Linked DNA regions of Mus musculus: all the other regions are linked to region 2. The links are chromatin loops, found by intact Hi-C in ENCODE. Cell type or tissue: left cerebral cortex. All regions are shown on one strand.

Evidence for each region. Peaks named below come from ENCODE experiments on the same cell type or tissue, not always from the same donor. Only the 100,000 strongest peaks of a DNase experiment are listed, where the experiment ranks them.
Region 1: it touches region 2 in a loop (4-fold over the local background); 17 of 42 quality-filtered maps call a loop at or near these places.
Region 3: it touches region 2 in a loop (4-fold over the local background); 2 of 42 quality-filtered maps call a loop at or near these places.

What each region holds. Positions count from the first base shown.
Region 1 is chr9:43,917,119-43,925,118 of GRCm38, forward strand. No RefSeq gene overlaps it. Among named protein-coding and RNA genes, the nearest start is that of Gm23326, 15 kb to the left of the region's middle. In left cerebral cortex, CTCF peaks have their summits at 3,183 (motif pointing right) and 7,877 (motif pointing left); DNase peaks (open chromatin) are centred at 3,164 and 7,906.
Region 2 is chr9:43,969,042-43,977,041 of GRCm38, forward strand. Gm30373 (a long non-coding RNA gene) reads right to left here and starts at 5,129. Exons shown (of 2, transcript XR_003948148.1): 1 at 959-5,129. In left cerebral cortex, a CTCF peak has its summit at 3,455 (motif pointing left); DNase peaks (open chromatin) are centred at 1,179 and 3,460.
Region 3 is chr9:43,216,999-43,224,998 of GRCm38, forward strand. It overlaps Oaf (out at first homolog), which reads right to left. Exons shown (of 4, transcript NM_178644.3): 2 at 7,878-8,000; 3 at 6,899-7,079; 4 at 4,280-5,841. The coding sequence ends at 5,576. It also overlaps the pseudogene Rpl26-ps6. Among named protein-coding and RNA genes, the nearest start is that of Pou2f3, 15 kb to the left of the region's middle. In left cerebral cortex, a CTCF peak has its summit at 4,845 (motif pointing right); a DNase peak (open chromatin) is centred at 4,845.

The DNA.
Region 1 (8,000 bases), 52 kb before region 2:
CCTGTTTCTGTCTAAATGAAGTTAGGTGTCTCTCCTGGCTGTCCATTTCTTGCTGGCCCAGATGTCTTTCTCCTGACACCAGGGGCCACATAGTTCACTCCCCTGTGCTTACAGGTCACAGGGATGGATGCTCCTTTGCCTCTTTCCCTTCCTCTGCTGCACATGTTGAGGGTAGATGTCCAAGTGTCAGGTGTCAGACTCTTTCCTTAATCACTTCTCCACTTTATGTTTTTGAGGCAGGGTCTCTTTCTAAACCTGAAGCTCACTGTATCAGCGAGACCGCTCAGGGAGCCCCAGAGATCCTTGTGTCTCCTCCTTCCTCCCTCACATGGCACCACACTCAGCTTTTATCTGCATGTTGAAGTTTCAATCTTAGGTCCTCATGCTCGCTTTAGCTTACCCACTGAACCATCTCTCCAGCCCTGCTCCTTCTGTTTTAATAGAGCTGTAAACCACAGGCCCGGCAGTGAGAGAGGCTTGCTGGCCCCCTGCGCTGCTGTCAATTCTCCAGTGGGGCTTATCTGTACCTTCACAGCATGTTCACTTGTCAAAGGAGCCGGGGGCTGCGTGTGACAGCCAGGTTAAATAAATGCTGCCTCCTTCCACTCCCCCAATTCCTGTCCTGTTGCCGAGGACAGCGAGTGTCTTTCCCAGCTTCGCGGATGCTGGTGTATTGTCACCTGTCCTTATTTGATTAGTGTCGCACTCAAAATGCCTGAGGCCATCTCTGCACAGCAAGAGCACAGAATGGATATGTCCCCCTTTTCCTTTGCTGCCTGATGGCTACTCCCTGGGAAAGTGAAGAGGCAGGAAGGACAGTGTGGAGGGAGGAAGGAAGAAGGAGGAAGGAGGAGGGGAACAGGGTATGTCCAGGAGGTCAAAGAGAGGCACCAATAAGATCAGAGATTCAAAAGTTCCAATCCTGGGGTCCAACATGTCTGCCTTCCCCTGTCCACTGTGGCCTCTCCAAGCTTCTGTGCTAGAGGAGGTGGCAGGGACCTTGTGGTCCCTCATTAAGGAGAACACGTACCCTGAGCCCGGTGACACTGATGAGGGGAACCTAGGTTATGACACCCCACCTTCAGGTCTCATTTATGCATACATAATACAGTGAGCCCAAGAGTGAGCCCATATGTAGAAGACACTGAAAGGGTGTGGCTCTTTCCACAGATGACACGACTGAAAGAACAGTATAGAATGTGCCACTTCCACACATGACATCACTTGTTCCAAACCTTCTGCCTCCACTAATGCTCTCAGCAGCCAAATGGCATCCTTGGTTATGAGGAAGGTGAGGCTCAGGAAGCCAGCCAGCCGCAGGTCCAAGTTCCTAAATCGGATGCTCTGAAGACTTCAATTCTGCTCCCTTGACTCCAACTGGTCCTGATGTTGCTAGAAGGGCTGATTGACTGTCCTATGAGGAACTAACTTACAAATTCTATGAAGAACAAAGCTGTGGGGCTGGGACGATAGACAGAGGGTAAACTGCTTGACTTGCAAGCCTGAGGATGCAAGTTCAAATCCCCCTAGCCCCTCAAGTCCACATTTTAAAAGCCAGTCACTGGAGTAAATGTTTTTGCTCCCAGCCCTAGGGAGATCGAGGCAGATGGATCCCTGAGGCTTACTGATCAGCCAGCCTCGCTAAATGTGGTGGATTCAAGAAACCTAGAAGAGACGACTGAGGCATAATAGCCTAGGTAGTCTTCAGGCACACATGTGTGCACACTCATGTGTGCACACACACATGTGCATCTGCACACACATAAACATATAAAAGCTAAGCTGTCAGAGGGTGTGGGTGTGGCTTGCTGGTAGAGCACCTGCTCCCATTCATGAGGCTTTGTCCTTCCTCCCCACTACTACAGGGAAGGAGATGGGAGCAAGAAATCCATTACATCAAGAATAAGGAGTCAGATCCAGCCCCTTAAACAGGTGTCTGTGTATTTGCGGGTGAGGGTGAGCCGTGCTGGCTGATGTTAGACATGGTCCCCCGTGAGCAACAGCGACAGCACGCACGGCCTTGCGTTCACAATAGACTGGCACAAGCACCCATATGCCAGAGCGTGCACGCGTTACCTTGCTCGCTCCCTCCCTTCCTGCATCCCCTGGGAATCCATTCAAATCTACCCAGCAGAACGGGAGGAGAGGAGGGTAAACCAGCATCCAGCCACATCCAGCCGTAATTCTCTCCCTCTCCTTGTGAAAACAAAGAAAACAACAAACGCCTCATCCAATATTCATCGGGAAGCATCCTGACACAATCCCGGGAAAATAAGTCTTTTCCGAGCCCATGATTCCAGAACTGTCTCTCCCGAGCCTGGGAGCAGCCAGGACCAGCTAGGAGAAGGATCTGGGGATGGTGGAGGCACTTTGTAGAAAAGCTTAATTATGATTCACAGAACTGCGGAGTGAAGATGGTTTAAAGCCACTTAATTAGTGTAGGGATATACAGCCACAATTATCCTAAAAAATGGCCTAATTAACCTATGGAAAAACCAAGGCCACCACTCAGCAACGCTGGAGACGTTAGTAGCCTCTTAATGTACTCCATCTACTCTTGGACAAAACTTTGTGTGGGGACACAGGTCTGGTGACAAATAGAGGGGAATGGGGCTGACTCTGGAGGGCATCCGTGCTTAAAGAGCAAATATTAATAAGTAGCAGAGAAGGGAAACCCAGAGTGGTAGTTACTGAGCACTACCAGAAGCCAGGCGGGATTCTGCTCCATTATCCATGTAATTCTCAAGATAATCCTATTGTGTGGATTTTGAAGTTCAGAGAGGTTCATCTATTAACACAACGTCACGCAGTCAGGAGACAGTTAAAGACCCGGCTTTTCCTGTTATTCCACACTGTCTTTCCCAGGCCCAACAAGCTCAGGGAACCCACTTAACCGGGAAGAGAATCTTTTTACTGCCGGGCCAGAAAACTGGAGTTATTCAAGCTGAGAGAGGCTTCCTGCAAGAGTGGACCCATTCACAAAGGCTGCACTGGGCGCAGCGTGCTGCCTGCACAGCCTTTCACAAAAAACCCAAGCTGCCACCTCTAGCCTTGGTTCTGAGCCCAGATCTTGGCCCAAAGCCAGAAAAAACACATCCGGGAAGCCATATGAAGTTAAACTCATTTGGGCCCTTGCTCAGGGACACGCTGGTGCCACCCGGGACAAAAGCTCGGAGTCCTCCAGGGGGCGCCCGAGAGCCAGCCGTGCGCTCCAGTTTATCTGGCCAGCAGGTCGAGGAATATTCCAACAACGTCCTCATTCTTCGCTGATCAAAGGAGCCGGGATTGAACCTGCTGTAATCATCCGCTGGGGAGTTTGCTTAAAATTCCCCTAATTACGGGAGAGCAGAAAATTGCTATGCCTCAGACTGAATAGAGAAATCGAAGGCGCCCTGCTCCAGCTGCCTGGGGGAGACGAGCCAGTCTCGGAACAGAGAGGCGAGGGGGCCCGGGCTACAAACTGCAACGAGGGGAGGGAGAACCAGGTTCCTGGCCTGTTCCAGGAGTGGGAGAGGGAGAGAAGGAGCCACTGCACTGAGTATGTAAACACTGACCCAGGAGTGGTACCCACCTACTACTCCTCTGCGAAAGTGCAGGAGCAAGGAAATGGATGGGTGTGAAGAGTGCAGCTCTGGACTCTCCCATCTGATTTCAGGAGGATGGTCATGAGTTTTGGGCACCGGTCAGGGAGTGGTTCCTCTGGGCTCAGCCCTGCTCCAGGTATGTGGAAGGAACTAGAAGGAAAAAGAAGGGACAGGAGAGGATGCCAGGTCTCGGGATGTCTCGGTCTGACCAGGAAAGTAGGTAAACACGAGAGAGAGAGAGAGAGAGAGAGAGAGAGAGAGAGAGAGAGAGAGAGAGAGAGAGAGAGAGAGAGAGAGAGAGAGACTCAAAGACCCACACCCACACCAGAGCCCTGCACACACCATGGTCTTGAGCTAGTTGGTTTCCTGATGTAGTGACTGATAAGGGCAGGATGAACACTATTCTGAAAAAGGGCCTTTTCCTCTGTGCTCCTGAGCACCCCCCCCCGGGGGCATGTCCAGAGGGGGGCGCTCCACCTCAGACTGTCTTACAGAGGAGAATTAAATGTGCCACACCTTGGTTCTCTCCTCGATTTCAGCTGCTCATGCAAATTCTGAGCAAGTGTCCAGTTTGGTCTTCTTGGGACCCTAACGGTCCTATCTTGTTTGTCCTGGCCACACTATTGAAACTAGAGTGGTGAAACAGACCCACTCAAACTACCATTTCAGCAAAAAAAAAGGGGGGGCATCTTTCTTTTTAAAAACATAGGAATGTCTCCTGGAACCTCTGTGGGAGGGCTGGCACGCAGCTCAGTGAGTGTCCCTTTTTCTACTGCTCCATGAACCCAGTCTTGATTCATCCTGGGGTCAACCATGACAGTCCACATGGCCACGTGTGTGCGTGTGACCTAAGACTGGATTGTGATTAGCCTTGGCTCAGCTGCCAATCCTAGTCCAATCAACCTCAGAGGGGAGAGGTTGAGTCCCCTTGAACAAATGGCTGCTGTGAGCCTGACACCCTATGAACAGGTCAGTTAGAGGCCAAGGAAAGTCACAGAATCACTCCACCAACGTCCATCACAGCAGTGAAGACACACGGGGCATGCAGGGACAAGGCCCTGGCGGTGGACATGGGTGTGTTACCTGACAACAGGTGCTAGAGAGGAGGTAAAATATCAGGCTGCACCCAAGTGGCATGTTATGTGACACACGGAGGTGTGTCAGACACCATGGTGCAGATGGCCAACTGTGGCTGAGACACACCCTTCAAACGGAAAGCTAGAACTAAGAGGTGGTGCTTTCACCCTTAACACAGCCCTGGACACAGTCTTGGCTGAGCCTTGTCCAGGTGAGAGGCAGGCAGGCAGGCAGGCAGGCCTCCTGGCTCCAGGGTTGTTGGGTGAGGCTCGGAGACCGCACTCAGAGAGTGTAACAGACAATTTGCATGCTGTTTGTATTGCGGTAATTACCCTCCCTTTTGTTCTCCCTCAGTATTTATGGAAACCCTCTGCGGAGATGCCGCAAATCTCAGCAGCGCAGAGAGGAAGCGAGAACACGGTTTATGTCTCTCCTGGGCTCAAGGTAGAAGACCCAAGCCCTGCAGCCCAGGAGTGAAGGTGACAAGAATGAGGCAGGGAGGTTAGAAGGAGCTAGATTACAGATGTGTGAATATTCCCCAGAGCCTGTCTTTAAGTTACCGTCCCTCATCCTGGCCCAGGGCTCCACTGAACAAAATCTGTCATTTTGAACTCACGAAGCCTATTTTTGCGGCATCTCCCATTGAGCAGCCAAAGCCACTGGCAACAAGCCAAGCTCCCTGCGACCTCCTAAGGAAAATGGATGCTTTTATGTATAGAGAACAGGAATAGAAGCCAGGGGGGGTCCCACTATCTCAGTGGTTCTCAACCTTCCTGAGGCTGCAACCCTTTCATAAGGTCCTCATGCTGTCGTGACTCCCAACCATAAAGTTATTTTCGTCACTACCTCATAACTATAATTATGCTACTGTTGTGCATCATAATGTGAATATGACCCCTGGGGAAGGGTTGTTCAACCCCCAAAGGGCTCATGACCCACAGGTTAGGAACTGCAGTACTAGATAGGGACATAAAGAGTGCTGGCCCCAAGGCCAGGGTGTCAGACGGTACACACCTCTCTTGGTCCTAGTCTGTCTCCAAGTTCACCGTCCGAACCTTAACTTGTCACTGGGTCCTACCTCAAAAATGAAGTCTCAGAGCCAAGTCAGCAGGGATTCAGCTGCGTATGTGTTCTCTACTCCTCTGCAGGGAACACATTAACCGGAAGGCTCTGAGCTTGAGATGAGAGAGACCATGGAGGCTTGGGGAAGGTCCAAAGTGGTAGAAAGAACCTGTGGTAAAATCACAGGGTCCTTAACTCTCTGCTATCAATTTATTGTTAAACCAGTTGCTACCCTCACATCCCTGAAGGTCTTATCTTGCCACTTATTGTGGCAATTCCTGACCAGATGGAGCTGCCCTGGGTGGCTGAGCAGCGCCAAGGAGTGAGGTGTCTGCAGACAGAGAACCAGCAATGACACGGGACATTAGGTGCTGATGGCTTTGTGGAGCAAGAGACTTGCAATTAAAGACACAATGGGCCCCTCTGGGGGCTGTCAGACAAGATTCAGAACAAGGGTCAGCGAGCTGGGAGGATGGTGTGTAAGCAGCTGACGGAGCCTACAGAGGGACCAGGATGGGGGTTCCAGGGCAGCAGCCTTTATCCTCTCAGAAAGTCTGTCACTTCAGCCCCTGCTGCCCCTCCAAGCTAAGCATGCTCACTGGAGGTTGCCTGGATCTCACTAATGAGTCAAGGAAATGGGAGTTGGAGGTTAAATGACTTAACTCAACCTTCAAGACAGTGGAGGCGAAATCAGACCCAGCTCCGTTAGGTGCCCAGTTAGGACTCACGGACACCTGCTGTGTGCCTTCTCCTGAGGTATCTCCAGCTGGGTTCTCTGCATTGCCAGAGCTCCAGGCTGGACCACCCAACTTGGGCTAGAAGATTCCAGTGGGAATACCTGAGGGACCAAGAGCTCACCTTGACTCCATGGCAACCATCTCCGGGATCCCCCTTGTCCTGAGACTGGGAAGAAACACCAGGTAGACACATGAAGATTTCCCAGAGGAGGAACAGGCCCAGGAAGGTAAGAGGCGAGGAGGGGGTGCATGCTGCCCCAAATCTGTTTCTGGGAACCCCATCTTGTTCAAGGTCCCCACTTTGGGTGTGCTCCCAGTTCTTTCTCCACAGGCTTTGTCAACATCATTAACTTGCCCTTATCTATCCAAGCCACCACTTCTAGCCTCCATCCCAGCCTTGCTGATTCACTTCTGTCCACCAGGCCCCCAGGGCATCTCCAAAGGTTAGTAGACCTTGGCCACTATCACACTAAAAGAACCAATGGAGAGAAGAGGGAGACGATGAGGTGGTATGTGACCCACTTGGGACCTAGTTGGGGCGAGCTAGCTCCGTGGCAATGTTGGTGCTGGCAGACAAGGGCTCTGTGGGAAAGGGAGGGTTTGTGGGGAAAGCAGGAGTGACAACAAGAAATGAAGCCAGAGAATTCGAGAAGAAGTAGTTCTGTTCAGAATGCCTGTCTCTGACATCCCCACAGCCCAGACCTGAGCTATCCTCAAACCTCAGCAGAAACTCTGCCTTTCCCATGGAATCTTCGATGGCCTCCAACGGAGTTTTCCTTCTCCCTGTGGACTTTCTCCACACAGGCAACAAATTTTTGCCCTGTGTAAACCTGACTAGATCTGGGGCTCCATGAGGAAGAGGCCAGATCTTGCCCACCATCATGAGAGCTTTGTGATGGTTAATCTCCGTTTAAATTTAGATTAGATTTAGAATCACCTCGTTGTGCCCGTGGGGGTGTTTCCAAAAAGACTTAACTAAAGAGGGGTGATCCACCCCGAATGTGGACAACACCAATCCGCTTGGGTTCCAGACAGAATAAAAAGGAGAAAGTCAGAGCTGGAGACATGGCTCAGCATTGCTGCCCTTGCAGAAGACCCGGGCGATTGTGGGAGGACGGCGAATGAAGCAGGGTTGATGATAGGGTGGAAGAGGATCAATGGCTCCCATCAGAGGTCACAGAGGGGCTCGGGAAACACTTGTCAACAGAGATCTCCAGAAAGCACGGGAGACACCAGCTGACAGAGGTCTCCAGAGAACAGGTCACTACCACGCGAAGTTCAGCTTGCAATTGGGGACCAAATAGAAAAGAAGTATTCTCAGAATACTGAGAAATGGAGAAAAAGAATGTAGTCACCCAGGGAAGGGTCGGGGTGGTGGTGGGCATCACTGGCCGTGAGAACTATTGGAGCGCCCCCGTGTGGTTGTGCTAGCAGCAGCAGGGACAGAATAATTTATTTAACGAGTTTTTTTTTTTTTTTCCATTTCAGATATCTGTTTTCGTTTTTATAAATCGTGTTTTTCTTAATATTCCACTTATCT
Region 2 (8,000 bases):
CATATGCACTTACACATACATGCACTCACACATATGCCCTCGCAATCACAAACACACACACAAACACACACACACACTAGCTACAGGTCCAGCACACAGACAGTGAGAACCCAAGCCTGTCACTTGGGCATTACTGCTTCCATGTGAGTCAAGGGGGAGGGATCCTAGCAGAACCTCCAAGAAAGTACCACAATGACACCAGGCTCCTCAGTGTCCCCAGTGCCCTCGAAAGGTTATAACACTCACACATTCTTGAAGACTGTGCACACTCATGCACCCGTACTGTACATACTCACACTCACACTTCACACCAGTGGCACCTGGGACTGCCCACCCCACTGATTCAACCCATCTAGAGCACCATGTTTTACAACTTTGTGGAGCACCAGCTGAAAGCTAGGGACACCACAACCCCAGTAAAATCCCATTCTTTCCCTCACATGCATCCGTACCCCAATACTTAGATAGCCACTCACTCAGATATACCACACTTGATTTTGCATATTGTAATTTGTTCCCTTCCAGAAGGTCCCTGTGGGCAGCTCTGAGCCCCAGCAAATGTAAAAGTTCAGCCCCTAGAGTTCTGAGCACCCACGGGCAAGGCTGAGGGTCTAGGAGCTAATGAGATGAGATCGATGGTCCAGGTGCTCCTGGGTCAGTCCATGCTCGCATCTCATTCTTCCCACTTAGGCACAGGAGTCAGGGAAATTAGTAAGATTTCTGGCCTAAAGGGTCTCTTACATCATGCCAGGACTAGCACTGGGCACTTAAAACAAACAAACAAACAAACAAACAAACATACAAAAAATAAGCCCTCATCTTGAATCCTAGCAACCTGGCAAAGACATGCTTGTGTCAGCCACACCTGGCCCAGAAGTGCTCCAGCATCCCTCAAGACATCGCATCCCATCCCCTGTGCCCTGTAGCCCCATCCCCCACGCCTCTCTAGTTTACTTACGAAGGAAGGTCTCCAGGCGGGGCCCTGCTCTGCCAGGGATTGTGTGGAGAACAGGTCAGGGGCCCAAGAAGGCAGCCTGGCATCTGATGACTCTAGGCTGGCCAGCATACCCAGCCCTCCAGGTCCTAAAGCCAGTGGGAAGCAGAGTGGGGGTGGAGAGAAGCCAGGAGCTGGCAGGGCTAAGCGAGATGAAATATTGATGCCCGTCCTAGTAAAGCGAAGAACGCCGCTTGTCCATGAATAAAAGATAAGCTGGAGGAGCGGGCTGGGCAGCAGATTAATTAATCTGAGTGAGCCTTGCTCTGTGCTGTGGGGGATGGGCACAGTGGAGTAGACAGGCTGTCCCAGTACCCAGGACCCAAGGGACCAGCCAAGGCTCTCTGTTCTAGGCAGACAGCTAGGCAGGGTAGCATCACTGAGCACAGGCAGACAGGGAGAGGGGCAGAACTAGCCAGGTCTCTAGGACCAGAATCTGGCACCCAGGATGGCAGCTTCTGTGGCAGAGGAAGGTCACAGAGGTCAACTGTTTCAGAAAATGGCATTGCCGTTCTGAGCACTATCCTCCAATATCCTCTCCTGCCACCTCAAGCCCTCCCTCGGGAGTCTCTGAGAGCCAAGATGAATGGGGACAGGTGGCAGACTCAGGACTAACGTGCAAAGCTGGCCACCCTGGGCATACCTTTGATGTGGTTCAAGCTTTAGTTCTGCAAAGGGAAAGGGTAAAGCAGGAGCCATGGGGCCCTCCCTGCCCCTCATCCCATGACAGCCTCAGGTCCTTGACTGCCTCTGCTGTAGGACAATATGGAAATGCTGGCCGAGTAGTGCAAGGCACAACATTCCTGGACATGGTGACGGCAGGCTCAGCAGGACACAGAGCTCACAACCTAGTGTGCATCTGTCATCCACTGGCTGTGGCAGCTTTCACAAGCTCTTGGCAGTTTTACATTTCCCAAAGGTGACATTAGGACAGGGTGGTGACAGTCCTCATCATGCCTTCCATCCACAGGATCCCGCTGGATCAGCCCCAGGCTCTGTGTTGTCCTAATGGGCTCCTGGGGTCAATGCCCAAGCTGACAGTACAGCTCCTCCCACCAGCCATCCCCAGTGTGACATGGGGACCCGTTGCTCAGTGTGCCATCCTGTTCACCCCTCTGTCCACACACAAACTGTTCTCTGGGAGAGGATTGGGTCAGATGCCAGGTGGCCACAGCTGATGCCAGCTACAGCCCCACACAAGCGACAGGACACCTCCAGATGGTCTCTTCCCCGACCCACCCCCAAGCTGGTAGCATTGACCATAATCAAGAGCAGCTCCTAGAATTCAGCCCAAGATCATACTTGGGTGCTGCTGGAGATGGGGCCATGCAGCCTGCACCAGCCCAGGCTGGTTCCCTCCAGAACCACAGCCACGACCTCTACCATGTCTACCCTGGCTAGGCTACCAGTACCACGGCTACCCTGTTCCCACACCTCAGCCTCTATGGCCAGCTCACGGCCTTTCCCATCTCTCCCGATCAGCAGGTATTCATCATGAGCAGTCTGCTGACATCTTCTGTACTCTGTCTCCTGTTTGCTATTTAACTTTACTTCCTGTGGGTTTGAGCCCATCTCGTCCATCCATTCATGACTCCGTGAATGCAGGAACAAGGTCACTTTGGTCCCTCCAGTTCTCCCAAAGCTGTGCACAGCCGTGAGCACAAGGCGGAAGCGCTGCATTCATGTCTGCTTAAGTGACTATGAAGGACTGGTAGCCCTCATACCTCCCGTCTCTATAACAAGAGTTAGCCCTTCCAGCAGGTACCCACTCTGTATGTTCCCCGAGACTATCTCACCTTCATTACAACCTTCTGGACAGGCAAGTCTCTCCCAGCAGCCAGATGGCAAAACCCAGGTGCTCACTTAACCAAGGTCATGCAGCTGGCAATCAACAAAGCTGGGAACAAGCCCTAATCTAGGCTTAGAGTTCTATCTGGTACATCAATCTGGTGATTACAAGATGCATAAGGGTCCTTAGGATCCCTCACCTGCTGAGGAGCAGGGATGTCGAAGAAGAAAGGTCTCCAAGGGTTGGCAATGAGCATAGCTAGACTTAACCCGAGGATTCCATCTGCCCCCTCTCCCTGCACCTGTCCCCATCCCAGAAGGAAGGACAGAGATGTGACCGAAGGCTAGGGAGGCTGGCTAGGCTGCTATGGGATTCATAAAGATTCCTTGGGCTCGGCTATCAGAAGCTGCCTGATATCTCACTATCACTGGGATCCCGAGCCTAGTGATAGGCAAGATATTGGTGGCTCTCCACAAACCAGCGGTAATGGTAGATAATCTGAGTCCAATCAGGAAAGAAACAGGCAGAAGCTTGGCCCAAGAGGCACATATACTGTCACATGCCCATCCAAGAGTGTTACCTCTGAACTAAGAATAACAGAGGTGAACTTCTGCAAAAAAAGTATCTGGGAGCCAGGAGTCCAGTATCGTTGTGGTTATCATGCCACCTGCTGGCCATTTAGGGAATAGCATTACAACTGGACGTGGGCATTCATCCAATGTCTCTGCATGGCAGGTAGCATTTGAAGGCTGGGTACACAGGAATAAACTGAAAGACCACAAGCCAGGCCTTGGTGGAGGTTACAGTTGGAAGGGAGAGAGTGTTAAAGAGTGGATCTGACATGTAATATACACATGAAAGGGTGCAGGAGTCTTATGCGCTAAGGAGGAATATACAGCAGACAGGAAACAACACCTGGGATACTGTGATCTTATTCAAGAGGTCAGACATGGCCTCACCAAGCCAGGGACGCTGAGGAGTGTCCAGGAGGTGAGGAAAGAGCCATGCTGGTTTCTGAGCTGGCTCACACCAAACTGAAGTAGGAATGAGTTCCACCTGGAAGGTCTGGGAATCTAATTGGGAGGGGCTGGGTATGGCAGAACCTGAAAGATGACTTCAAACGCCTGGGACTTTATTGCTTGGCTCAGCGGAGAAAAACAGCGTTGTCTAGTCTTTTTATCCCAGCACTGGTAGAGACAGGACTCAGGAACTTGGACAAACTATATAGGGGGCTACCACTAGGTCATACCATTGATCTTTAAGAGCTTGCCTTCTTAAAGTGCTATATCGTTCTATTTGAGAGCAGCCTATAAGTCAAGGTCAAGAAGGGATGCAGGGAGACCGGTTAGCAAACCAAAGCAACTTCTGATCAGGATCCCAGGCAGGTGTCGAGGCAAAGGGCTTTCTGGGACTCAGAAATGACTTTGCAGTCAAAGCTACAGAGAGAGTATGCTGTACTACACTGAAACAGACTGGGCATGTGACAGTATATGTGCCTCTTGGGCCAAGCTTCTGCCTGTTTCTTTCCTGATTGGACTAACATTATCTACCATTACTGTTGCTTTGTAATGCTCCGGATCCCGGTGATAGTGAGATATCAGGAATCTTTATGAATCCCATAGCAGCCTAGCCAGCCTCCCTAGCCTTCGGTCACATCTCTGTCCTTCCTTCTGGGATGGGGACAGGTGCAGGGAGAGGGGGCAGATGGAATCCTCGGGTTAAGTCTAGCTATGCTCATTGCCAACCCTTGGAGACCTTTCTTCTTCGACATCCCTGCTCCTCGCAGGTGAGGGATCCTAAGGACCCTCATGCATCTTGTAATCACCAGATTGATGTACCAGATAGAACTCTAAGCCTAGATTAGGGCTTGAGACTGACGGGCTCAGGGAGATCAATGGGGACCCCCATTTAGGATTTGTGGGATCAGAGCTGATTGTCAGATGTCTGTGGGTAGCAGAACCTGGAAGCAGGCTAGAGTGCCTGCCTAGAGTTGAACTACAGCACTTGGGCGATATTTAAATCCTGGCACTAAAAGGACCCGAGGCCTGAGGGATGATGGTCTGGACACCAGGGCCCTGTGACATCTCAAGGTCAGAACATTAGAGAAACAGGGAAGGAGAGGCCAGACAGTGGTGAGAAGCCAGACCAGACCCCAAGTCAGGAAGGAGAAGGGAGCCACTGATCCTTGTTAAGAGATGGCCAGGGCCACTGGGACAGGGTCACCCGAGTAGTCCCAACTATAAATGCAAGAAATAAACAAGTGCCCACAAGCACAGGGACACAGAGCCCTCTTGAAATGTTGGAGGGAGTGTGAAAAAAGCAGTCACTTTGGGGAAGAAAAAGATAATCCCTCAGAACGCTAACCATAGGGTTTATCCCACGGCTCTGTAGTCACTCCCAGATAGAGGCTCAAAAGATGAAAGCACACATTGTTGCCAACACTGAAACAAAGAATCAACCGCTTGCTCTGTGCTCCAGACGCCACCTGCTCTTGGCTTTCTGATTTTACTTAACTAGAGATAACACCTCTGCTCACCATTCCCCGAACCCTGTCCTTGGAGACTGGGGCCTCCTATCTCCTCATCTGTGGTTGCTTCTTTTCTCTTTTTTCAAAAATGCGTTTCTGAAGTTGCCGTGTTACACACGGGACTGGGTTAGTAATGAAAACAATCCAAATGTCCATCACCAGTAAACGAAATGTGGTATATCCATACAGGGGAATGTTAGTAAGCCATAAAAAGGAATAAGGTACAACTGCTTCAAGTTACAATGGGGACAAGAGCCTAAGAGAAAGAAGCCAGTCACAACGGACCACAGGTTGTGAGTCCAGTGATAAGAAGTGTTGAGAGGACCTGAATCTAAAGTACTAGACGTCTCCACAGTCAGCACAGGGATGGTGGCCAGGGCTGGAGGTGGGGTGGTTACTCATGGGTTCAGGATTTCATAGGAGAAAAATATTCAGGAATTAGAGAGCGCTGAGGGTTGCGTAACTCAGTGACTATGCTTCACACTACCGAATGTAGACTTTCAAATGCAAACTTTATGGAGTATGCTATATCTTTTTTTTTTTTTTTTTTTTTTTGAGACGAGACAGGGTTTCTCTGTGTAGCCCTGGAACTGTCCTGGAACTCACTTTGTAGACCAGACTGGCCTCAAGCTCAGAAATCTGCCTGCCTCTGCCTCCCAAGTGCTGGGATTAAAGGCTTGTGCCACCACTGCCCGGCATATGCTATATCTTAATATTACATAATTTTTTACAGGCTTTGGTTGGAATGGAGGGGCAGCCTCAGCCCAGGAAGGAGGCAGAATATAGGGGGCACAGAGGTCTCTGTGCTCACAGATAAGCTCTGGGGAACCTGGACTGTTAAGCACACGGAGTTGTTCCTTCATGGGAAGAAATGCCATATCTGTTATCCTCCCAGGAGGCTAGAGCAGACATGCTTACTAGCCTGGTGACCTTTGCTCTATCTGTGTGGCTAGAGGCTCTTCCAGCACTGAACCCTCCCCCAGACCCTTAGTGTGAGCTTGTTTTTCCTCAATCTATAGAATCTATCTGTCTTAGCAAGGGTTTATTGCTGTGAAGAGACACCATGACCACAGCAACTCATAGAAAGAGAACCTTTCATTGAGAATGGCTTACAGTTTCAGAGGTTATCATTATCATCATGGTGGGAAGCCTGGCAGTGTGCAGGCAGGCATGGTGCTGAAGAGGGAACTGAGAGTTCTACATCTGGTTCCACAGGCAGCAAGAAGTCAACTAACCTGAGCTTCTGAGACCTCAAAGTTCAGCCCCCTAGTGACACACTTCCTCCAACAAAACCACATCTACTCCAACAAGGTACACCTCCTAATAGAGCCACTCCCTAAGGGCTTTGGGGGAGGGACCATTTTTATTCAAACCACCACACTATCTTTATGGACTTTACAACGTGCTTCACTGTAGTATGTCTGATCTGTATTTAGCCTACTTTGTCCTCGGGGAGATTCATGTATACATTGTTGTGCTTGCAGAATTGAGTTAATCACCACAGTAACTGTCATCAAACTGTGCTGTGCTTAAAATAAAACACTCGGGTCAGACTCCTTGTCTTAGTTAGGGATTCATTGCTGTGAAGAAACACAATGACCATGGTAACTCTTATAAGGGAAAACATTTCACTGGGGCTGGCTTACAGTTTCAGAGGTTTAGTTCATTATCATCATGGTAGAAAGCATGGCAGTGTGCAGGTAGACTTGCTGCTGGAGGAGCCGAGAGTTCTACATCTTGATCTTCAGGCAGTTAGAAGGAGACTGGATTTTTTTCACACTGGGTGAAGCTTGAGCATTTAAGACCTCAAAGCCTCCACAGTGACAAACTTGATGTCTAAGATGTCCACATCTCCAACAATGAGGCCACCCTTCCTAATAGTGCCACTCCCTATGAGCCAAGCATCCAAACACATGATTCTATGGGGCTATCTCTATTCAAACCACCACACTCCTAAAGTTTGAGCTAACACCAGCTACTGAGTCGTCCTTAATCAAGTTAACTGTCTTTTGGCTTCCCAAAGATCATCTCTCTGCAGATCTGTGAAGGTCAAGAGACCCCGACAGCAGAGGACGTGGACACTGTTGAAGATGGGACGGGTGTGGTGAGGAAACTGTGGGCATTCCCTCCTAGTGCTTCTATATTCTCAGTGAGACAGGAAGTAAAGTTCTCAGCTGAGGTAGAAAACAAGGCCTTCAGGAAAGAACAAAGACAAAAGAGTCAAGCAGCAAAAGGGAAGGTGGCCCTGTGGCCCTGTGAAGGAGGGCTAAGGGCCTCGCACCAAGTTGCCCCAAATCCCTTGATTAGGTAAAGAGCCTAGTCGCAGGAGCTGTGCTCTATACACACATACCACCTGCCCCCTGAACATACAAGTGCACACATGGACATCTGTGTCAAGAAAGGAAAACACTAAAACTGAAGAGATTGCTTAGTACTGAGAGCGCTTGCTGCTCTCCCAAAGGACCTGAGTTCAGTTCCTGACACCCACGCGGAGTAGCTCACAACAGCCTATAACTCTAGCTTCATCTGGTGCCTTCTGACCTCTTAAGGCAGACAGACACCCACATGACTGACAGACAGACACACACACACACATACACACACACACACACACACAAATCCCTTTTAAAAGAAAAGAAACTGAACTGGAGAGATGGTTTGGTCAATAAAGTGCCTGTCATACAAGCATT
Region 3 (8,000 bases), 750 kb before region 2:
CTTGAACCATACATTTTGCATTTTTTCCTTTCTAAGATTGCTTCACTTGATCAAAATGCTCTTCATGAGAGTGAACCACAGACTCTTTCCTTTTGAGGCCATTGCTGGATCGAAGCCACCAAAATGAAATTCAATCCCTTTATGACTTCTGACCGAAGCAAGACCAGCAAACGGCATTTCAATGCACCTTCCCACATTTGGAGGAAGATCATGTCCTCCCCTCTTTCCAAAGAACTGAGAGAGAAGTATAATGTTCCGTCTATGCCCATTCAAAAGGATGATGAAGTTCAGGTTGTTCGAGGACACTACAAAGGCCAGCAGATTGGCAAAGTGGTCCAAGTGTACAGGAAGAAATATGTCATCTATATTGAACAAGTCAGTGAGAGAAAGCTAATGGCATAACTGTCCATGTGGGCATCTACCCCAGCAAGGTGGGCATCACCAGGCTAAAGCTGGACACGGGCCATAAGAAGATCCTGGAGAGGAAAGCCACGTCCTGACAGGTAGGAAAGGAGAAGGGCAAATATAAGGAAGAAATGATTGAGAAGATGCAGGAGTAATCTCATGTATGGCTTTCATCAAAGCCTGCTTAAGTGTTAAAAAAAAAAAGTGAACCATAGGGCAGAGTCTATACTAGGTTTTTTGATATTTCCCTCATCAGTGCAACCAATCTGAATATCTTTACCTTAGCCCCAGGCAGCTTCCCAAGAAAAGGGCAAAAAGCAGCCAAATTCTTCAATAAAACATCATAAAAGTTATATCCAGGCAACATATTAAAAGTCCTCTCCTTTGAAACCTCTTGAGCCAGGTTACCACAGTTCACACACTCTCAGCACCAATGTCTTCCATATTCCTATTAGGATGGCCCATCGAGCTCCATTCAAAGCATTCCACTGCTTTCCAAATCCACATTTCTCCAAACAAAAATCTGGTCAGGCCTATCACAGCAATATCCCACTCCTGCTACCAACTACCAACTTCTGTCTTCATTTGGCATTTATTGCTGTAAAGAGACATCATGACCAAGGCAACTCTTTTTGTTGTTGTTGGTTTTTTTTTTTGTTGTTGTTTTTTGTTTTTTGTTTTTTGAGACAGGGTTTCTCTGTATAGCCCTGGCGTCCTGGAACTCACTTTGTAGACCAGGCTAGCCTTAAACTCAGAAATCTACCTGCCTCTGCCTCCCAAGTGCTGGGATTAAAGGCGTGAGCCACCACACCCGGCTCCAAGGCAACTCTTATTGAGGACAACATTTAATTGGGGCTGACTTACAGTTTCAGAGGTTCAGTCCATTATCATCATGGCAGGAAGCATGGCAGTCAGCGTGCAGCAGACATGGTCCTGGAGAAGGAGCTGAGAGTTCTACATCTCAGCCAGGAGAGAACTATTTTCCACAGATAGCCAGGAGGAGACTTGAGCATAGGACCTCAAAGCCTATCCCCATAGTGACACACTTCTTCCAATAAGGCCACACTTACTCTAACAAGGCCACACTTTCTAATAGTGCCACTTTCTATGGGCCAAGCATATTCAAACAGCCATAATCATCATGGCAGGAAGCATGGCGGCAAGCAGGCAGACATGGTGCTGGAGAAGGAGCCGAGAGTTCTATATCTTGATCCACAGGCAGCAGATGGAGACTTCATGCAATACTGGGTGTAGCTTAAACATATAAGACCTCAAAGCCTACCTACAGAGTGATGTACTTCCTCCAACAAGGCCATACCTTCTAATAGTGCCACTCCCTATGAGTAAACATTCAAGCAAATGAATCTGTGGGAGCCATTCCCATTCAAACCACTGCAGCAGGCCACTCAATTTTACATGAGAGTTGTAACTCTATAAAATGTTACCTGATCCCCACAAAGATCCAGTGGAATATTTGACACGGAGACACCTTCGTTAATGTTTTGTTTTATAAGACTATATCTTGCTATGTAGATTAGGCTAGCTTCAAACTCTCAATTATTTGGACTGGGTCTTGAAGGGTTATGACCATAGGCCTGAGCCTCCACACCTGGTTAGAAAGGTACTTTGTAAACCTTGAAGTGTCACAGAGGAATGACTACTGATAAAATGGCCTCTCGAAGGGGCTTTCACCCGACCTCTAAGACAGTGTGGTGGTTTGAATAAAGTTGACCCCCATAGGCTCATATATTTGATTTCTTGGTTTCCAGTTGGCTGACTGTTGGAAGGATTAGGAAGTGTGGCCTCATTGGAGGAGGCGTGTTGCTGAAGGTGGGCTTTGACACACTAGAGCCAGTGTCTCCCTCTGCCTGCAGCCTGCGGATCAGGATGTATAAAGCTCTCAGCTCTGGCTCAAGCACCATGCCTTTCTGCTTCCTGCCATGATGATCATGAAACTCTAAGCAAGTCCCCAATTAAATGCCTTCTTTAGTATAAGAGTTGCTGTGGTCATGGTGTCTCTTCACAGCAATACAACAGTGACTAAGGCAGACAGTAAGCAAAGCCTTCTCTGCCAGAGCTGACCTGCCATCGCTGACCACCTGTAGCTACCTAAAGGGCTCTGAGTTACGGTGATGACTTGGCACCACTCATCCCACTGACTGCTGTGGTGGAGCTCGGGGCACCGTGGCAGAGGCAGGGATAAGGCTGGGTGGAATTCACCATTGTGGTCTGTGACTCAGACCCTGGAATATCAGAATCAGGTAAGGTCAACCCCCAACTCTAAGGGAGCTTTACATTTTACCCCACCTCTGATGCCCAGCAAGGGGCCCTAGGCAGAGAAGCCTGGACAGACAGCCTTCGGAGCTCCATCAGTGTAGGGAGCAGGCAAGCTTGGAGCTCTCCAGCCAGGAAGTTGAGAAAAACACTCCAGGTCTTGAAACATTCATTTTACTTATTGTTTGTTTTTGAGACAGTCTTGCTATGGCTGACCTGGAACTCTCAGCAATCCCCCTGCCTTAACCTCCTGAATACTGAGATTATAGATGTGTGTCACCACACCCAACTGGAACTTTTTTTTATTGTTTGTTGAGTCAGAGTCTCACAGAGCCCAGGTTGGCCTCAGACTTGCTATGTAGCCCAAGCTAGCCTTGAAGTCCTGATCCTTCTCCTTCTGCCTCTCACGAACCATGATTAAAGGCACGTGCCACCATGCCTCGCTTAAAACCCTAGTTTAAAACATTCCTGACGTCTTTTTCTGTTTTGTTTGTTGTGTTATGCTTTCCAGAGATTGATTTTTATTTTTATTTATTTTTCTGCAGTGTATGTGGGAACCCTTGGGGCCAGAAGAGGGCATTGGATCCCCTGAAACTGGAATTGTGAGCCTCCCAAAATGGGCGCTCTGCTGGAAGAGCAGCAAGGACTCTTAATGGCTGACCAATCTCTCCAGCCCCTGTTGTTTTAAGACAGGATCTCAAGTAGCACACGTTGGCTAGCCTTGAACTTGCTTTGTAGCTCAGGCTGGCCTTGAACTCTTGATCAGCCTGCCCCTGCATCCCAAAGTGCCACCACACCTGGCTTGAAGCATTATTATTATTATTATTATATTATTTACAGTAAATTCTCATTTTGTAGCCCTAGCCTAGGACTATGTTTGGCAAAACATGCATTTTGAAACGTGTTTCTTCTGGACATTTGGAAGCCAAATGGGGGAGGGAAAGAAGGAAGGGACTCCACAGAAGGAGAGGGTGCCTTCTCCAAGGTCCCATCTTCCACCCAGAGCAGATGTTAGGGATCATGACGGATACATGCACTAGGCAGGAGGGAGAAAACAAAAAGGACAGACAGGCCTCCTTCCTTGTCTGCCAACCAGGTTGCAGCAGGCCCTTACAGATGCGCTTAGAAGAAAGGCTCAGGAACCTGAGAAGGCTGCATGGTCCTTGGTTCTGCAAACCCGGTCTCAGCAGACCCTCTGGCCTATAGGCAGTCTTTTTCTGGAGGCATTGGATAGATGGAACTGTTCTGCACTCTGCTGCTTCCTTCCCTAAGGCCTTTGAGGAGCTCTGTGGAATCAGAGGCTTTGCTACCCATAAAGGTGGCCTTCACCTTGCTACACTCACTGTTCTTGAGCCTCAGCCCACACTCGGCCTCTTCCTTGAAGCCTTTCCAAATATCCCAGCCTGCAATTTGCTATGCAGCTTGGCTGGCCCTGCATAGAACCTTCTGCCTCTGCCTCCTGGGTGCAGGAACTACCGGTGAGCACCATGACTTCCGGTGAGGGCCCAGATGTGGATGCTGGATGTCTGGTTCTAAGATGGCTTTTGCCTTTGTTTTGGCAGTTATTCACTGGCTTCTCTGTTCTCTTTTTTGTTTTGTTGTGCAGGACATTAGGACCATGGCCTTGCCCATCCTGAGCAAATTCGCTATAAATGAGCTATGTCTTCGGTCCTTGCCTCATCATTTATATAACTTACTTGTGTTTCCACTGGTGTTTTGCTTGCATGTATGAGCTCCACGTACAAGGTCTCTTGCAAGCCAGAAGAGGGCATCAGATTTACCATGTGGGTCTTGAGCATGGAACATGGGATCTCTGGAAGAGCAGCCAGTGTTCTTAATCACTGAGCCATCCTGAAGTCCCTAGTTTTTAATTTTAAATTAATTTAATTTTATTATATGTGTTAGAGCACTTGGAGGCCATAAAAGGTGGCCGATCTCCATTATGTTGATGTTACAGGTGTCCGTGACACTCCCCACACTGGAAGCGGATGTAAGGAATCGAACTTGGGTCCTCTGTAAAAAAGCAGCACGTGCTCTTAACTACTGAGTCCTTCCCAGCTCCCTTGTTCCATCATCTTAAGCACAGAGCCTCTCACAGATCACACAATAGGACCTTTAGAAGTTGCTTTGCCCAGACTGGCACTAACCATGTAAGGCACATTTCTGACACTAGGTGGCAGCACGGGACAAAGTTCTCTCCGAAAGCCTAAGCTGGCGCCATAGGGTGAGTGAAAACTTAAAAGACTTTTATTTCTGGTACAAATGATAAATATTTTGCATTAAAAATCTGGAATTCAAGTTTTCCTTGTACTTCATGCTCCCTCCCTGCCCCAGAACCTGACCAAAGTACATCAGTCCAGGGGCAGGAAGAATCGGTGCCCGCTGAAGTATCCAAATTGGGTCTCAGGAAAGGCACACGCGGTGGTCTTGGAGGCAGCATCCCTACTCCCCGTTGCCCCCAGGGTAGAGAGAAGGCACTGTAACCAGACACAGGAGCTGGGGCACGAGTCCCCAGCTGTCCCTCTCTGGTTCCCTTGCTGGTGAGATAGTGTGCTACAGGGCCATGCCTCCGGAACAAGTTCCATAAAGGCCTAGGCCGGTGCATTTTGATTCCACCTTCGCGGGACATTTCAGGTGAAAGGAAGAGGGGAGGGTATCCGTCTGGAGAACTGCCTCCCCCCCCCACCCCCCAATGCCTCAAGATGGGCACAGGTGGGCATCAGGGCTGCCTCAAGGTTGCGGTGACACCCTTTCACAGTCATGCAGATGAGGTTGTGGCTTCAGGGCCAGCGGCTCAGGAAGAGACCTAAGACCTGATTGGGTTGCCACGCTCTCTGGTGGTCAGCGAAGAATTTGCAGGCCCAAGTATCCGTTCTTGGTCCTCTGTCTCCTGTTGTTAGGGGTCCTCATCCCAGAGGCACAGTTGCTTCTGAGGTACATAGAAGTCAAAGGTGTAGCTTTTCCTGCAGCTTCGGATGCCACACTTGTAGGGCGCTGGCCGATCACGACTGTGGCAATACTTGAGCATGCATGGGTACCAGGCCAGGCTCAGACTGTAGTGGCAAGTACAGGGCTTTCCTCGATCCCCAACTCGTCCACAACGAGGTAATTCCGCCTGTTCTAATGCCTTGGGCAGAGCCTCGAAAACAGAACTGTCCACACCTGGGGGGAAAGGCAAGCATGAAGAAGGCAGGAGTCCCTTAGCCCAGGATAGCCTTCTCTCCTGCCACCCCTCTCACGGCTGCCCTGGGGATGAACATGGGTGAGCCCCGGGCCTGAGGCTAGGCTGATGGGCTACATTAAATCACAGTCAACCTCATCCACCCACCAACCTCATCTACTGTGTACCAGGGAATCAGAATTGGTGGAGAGTTTACTGATGTGGTTGGGATTGTACAGTGAAAGGGGACTCAGGACCCAAACCTGACCTGACTTCCTAGCCTGCGCCCTGAGGGCTCTGGGAGAGATGCTGGCACCAGGGATGGCCAGATGCTGAGTTCTGAAAGGTACCCAGTAGGCATATCTACAGGAACATGTGTGTCCTCAGTATATGTAGTAATTGGAATGGTGAAGAGTCTTAGGACCAGGCTGGTGAGATGGCTCAGCGGTTAAGAGCACTGACTGCTCTTCCAAAGGTCCTGAGTTCAAATCCCAGCAACCACATGGTGGCTTACAATCATCTGTAGTGAGATCTAACGACCTTTTCTGGTACTGTCTGAAGACAACTACAGTGTATTTCCATATAACAGTACATAAATCTTTGGGCTGGAGAGAGCAGGGCCCGAGTGGGCAGAGGTCCTGAGTTCAATTCCCAGCAACCACATGGTGGCTCACAACCATCTGTATAGCTACAGTGTACTCATATACATAATAACTCTTAAAAAAAAAAAAAGAGTCTCAGGACCTAGCAGGTTGTCTTTTGTGTGTCCTCTTATTCTAGCTGCAGAGACAGCACCTCCTCCAGGAAGCCTTTCTGACATATCACAGCCTACCTTGGGGGTTCCACCCTCCCCCCAGAATGCCTGTCCCTCATGACTGCACACTCCCATTTACTCTTGCCATTCAGCTCTACCCACTACCAGCTACAGCAACTGGGGCGTCCACATGGCCCATCCCAGAAGTGACTCAGTAGCTCTCTCTTGAATACACCAGTCACTCAGCAAGGCCTCCCCCACCCCATGCTTCCCCTTCTACCCACCAAGGGCCGTCCCCAGCTGACCTCGCTCTGTCCAGAACTGGACATCCTCCTGGCGGGTGTAGATGGCATCTGTGGCCTCAGCACATACGTTGTGGAGATGGGGACTCAGCAGGCCCCCCTGGCTGAAGTTAACAGCGATATCCATATGTAACTGTTCCAGACCCCTCACTTCCTCAGCCTGCCGCACTGCGCGGGGGTTTTTCTGTAGGCACAAGGTGGGAACACATACTTTGCCTTCCTTTTCCTCAGGCCGTGGAGGGGAACGGAGCCCAACCTGAGAAGCCCATACCCTAGAGGCAGTTAAAGCCATTCTTGTTTTGCTTCTTGGATTTCTGGGGCTCTTTGGCAAGTTCAAGGTGGTTCTGGGAGACAGGGTAGGTAGGCTAGGCAAACTGTTGTAGGGTACATGACAGTGTGGGTTGCCTGCTTTCTGAATCCAGGGGATGAGGTCTTTCGGAGCAGGGTGGACAAAAGGTGGAGCCTCGGGGGGAAAGAAGTCACAAGGTAGGCCTGCAGCACAGGTCAGCTTAGATAAGCTATGGAAAACCGGAACTCCAGGGAGGGATCCTATGCAGGCCAGTGGGCCAAAGGGCGGCCGCAAACAGTATTTCCCGATACACTTTCCCGGATGAGTTCTGATTCTAACCTATGTCCTTAATGTGGAGACCAAGGCATTATAGGCAAGGCCATTTGTCCAGTGTCACTAACGAGGGACAGGGGACAGGTGATGTTCAATCCCAATTCACAGTCTACATCTCTATCTCCACCCAGAAAAGAGTGGGACCTGGATTAGTAGCTCGGGGTGACCTGAGAGTTGGGCCGCGGTACAGAGTAGAGATCTGGGGCTCTGTAGTCAGTTTGATCGGGAGCAAAATCAGGGAATCCGGACCTTCCATGGTGAGTGAATGTTAAGAGAAGGCGGGGAGGAAGAGTGGGGGAGGGGGCTGCCTGAATGAGGACAGGGTGACTGCAGGGTTGGGGCTCTGGGGTGGGCACTCACCTGCCGGAGCTTGGCCATGGCCTCACTGGGGATGATGTCATTGTGGTGCAGCCTTGTGACAAAGCAAAGTGCCTGGAACTGACTCTGCCCCTTCTCCAGCTCCCCGAGGATCAGGGCTCGGAA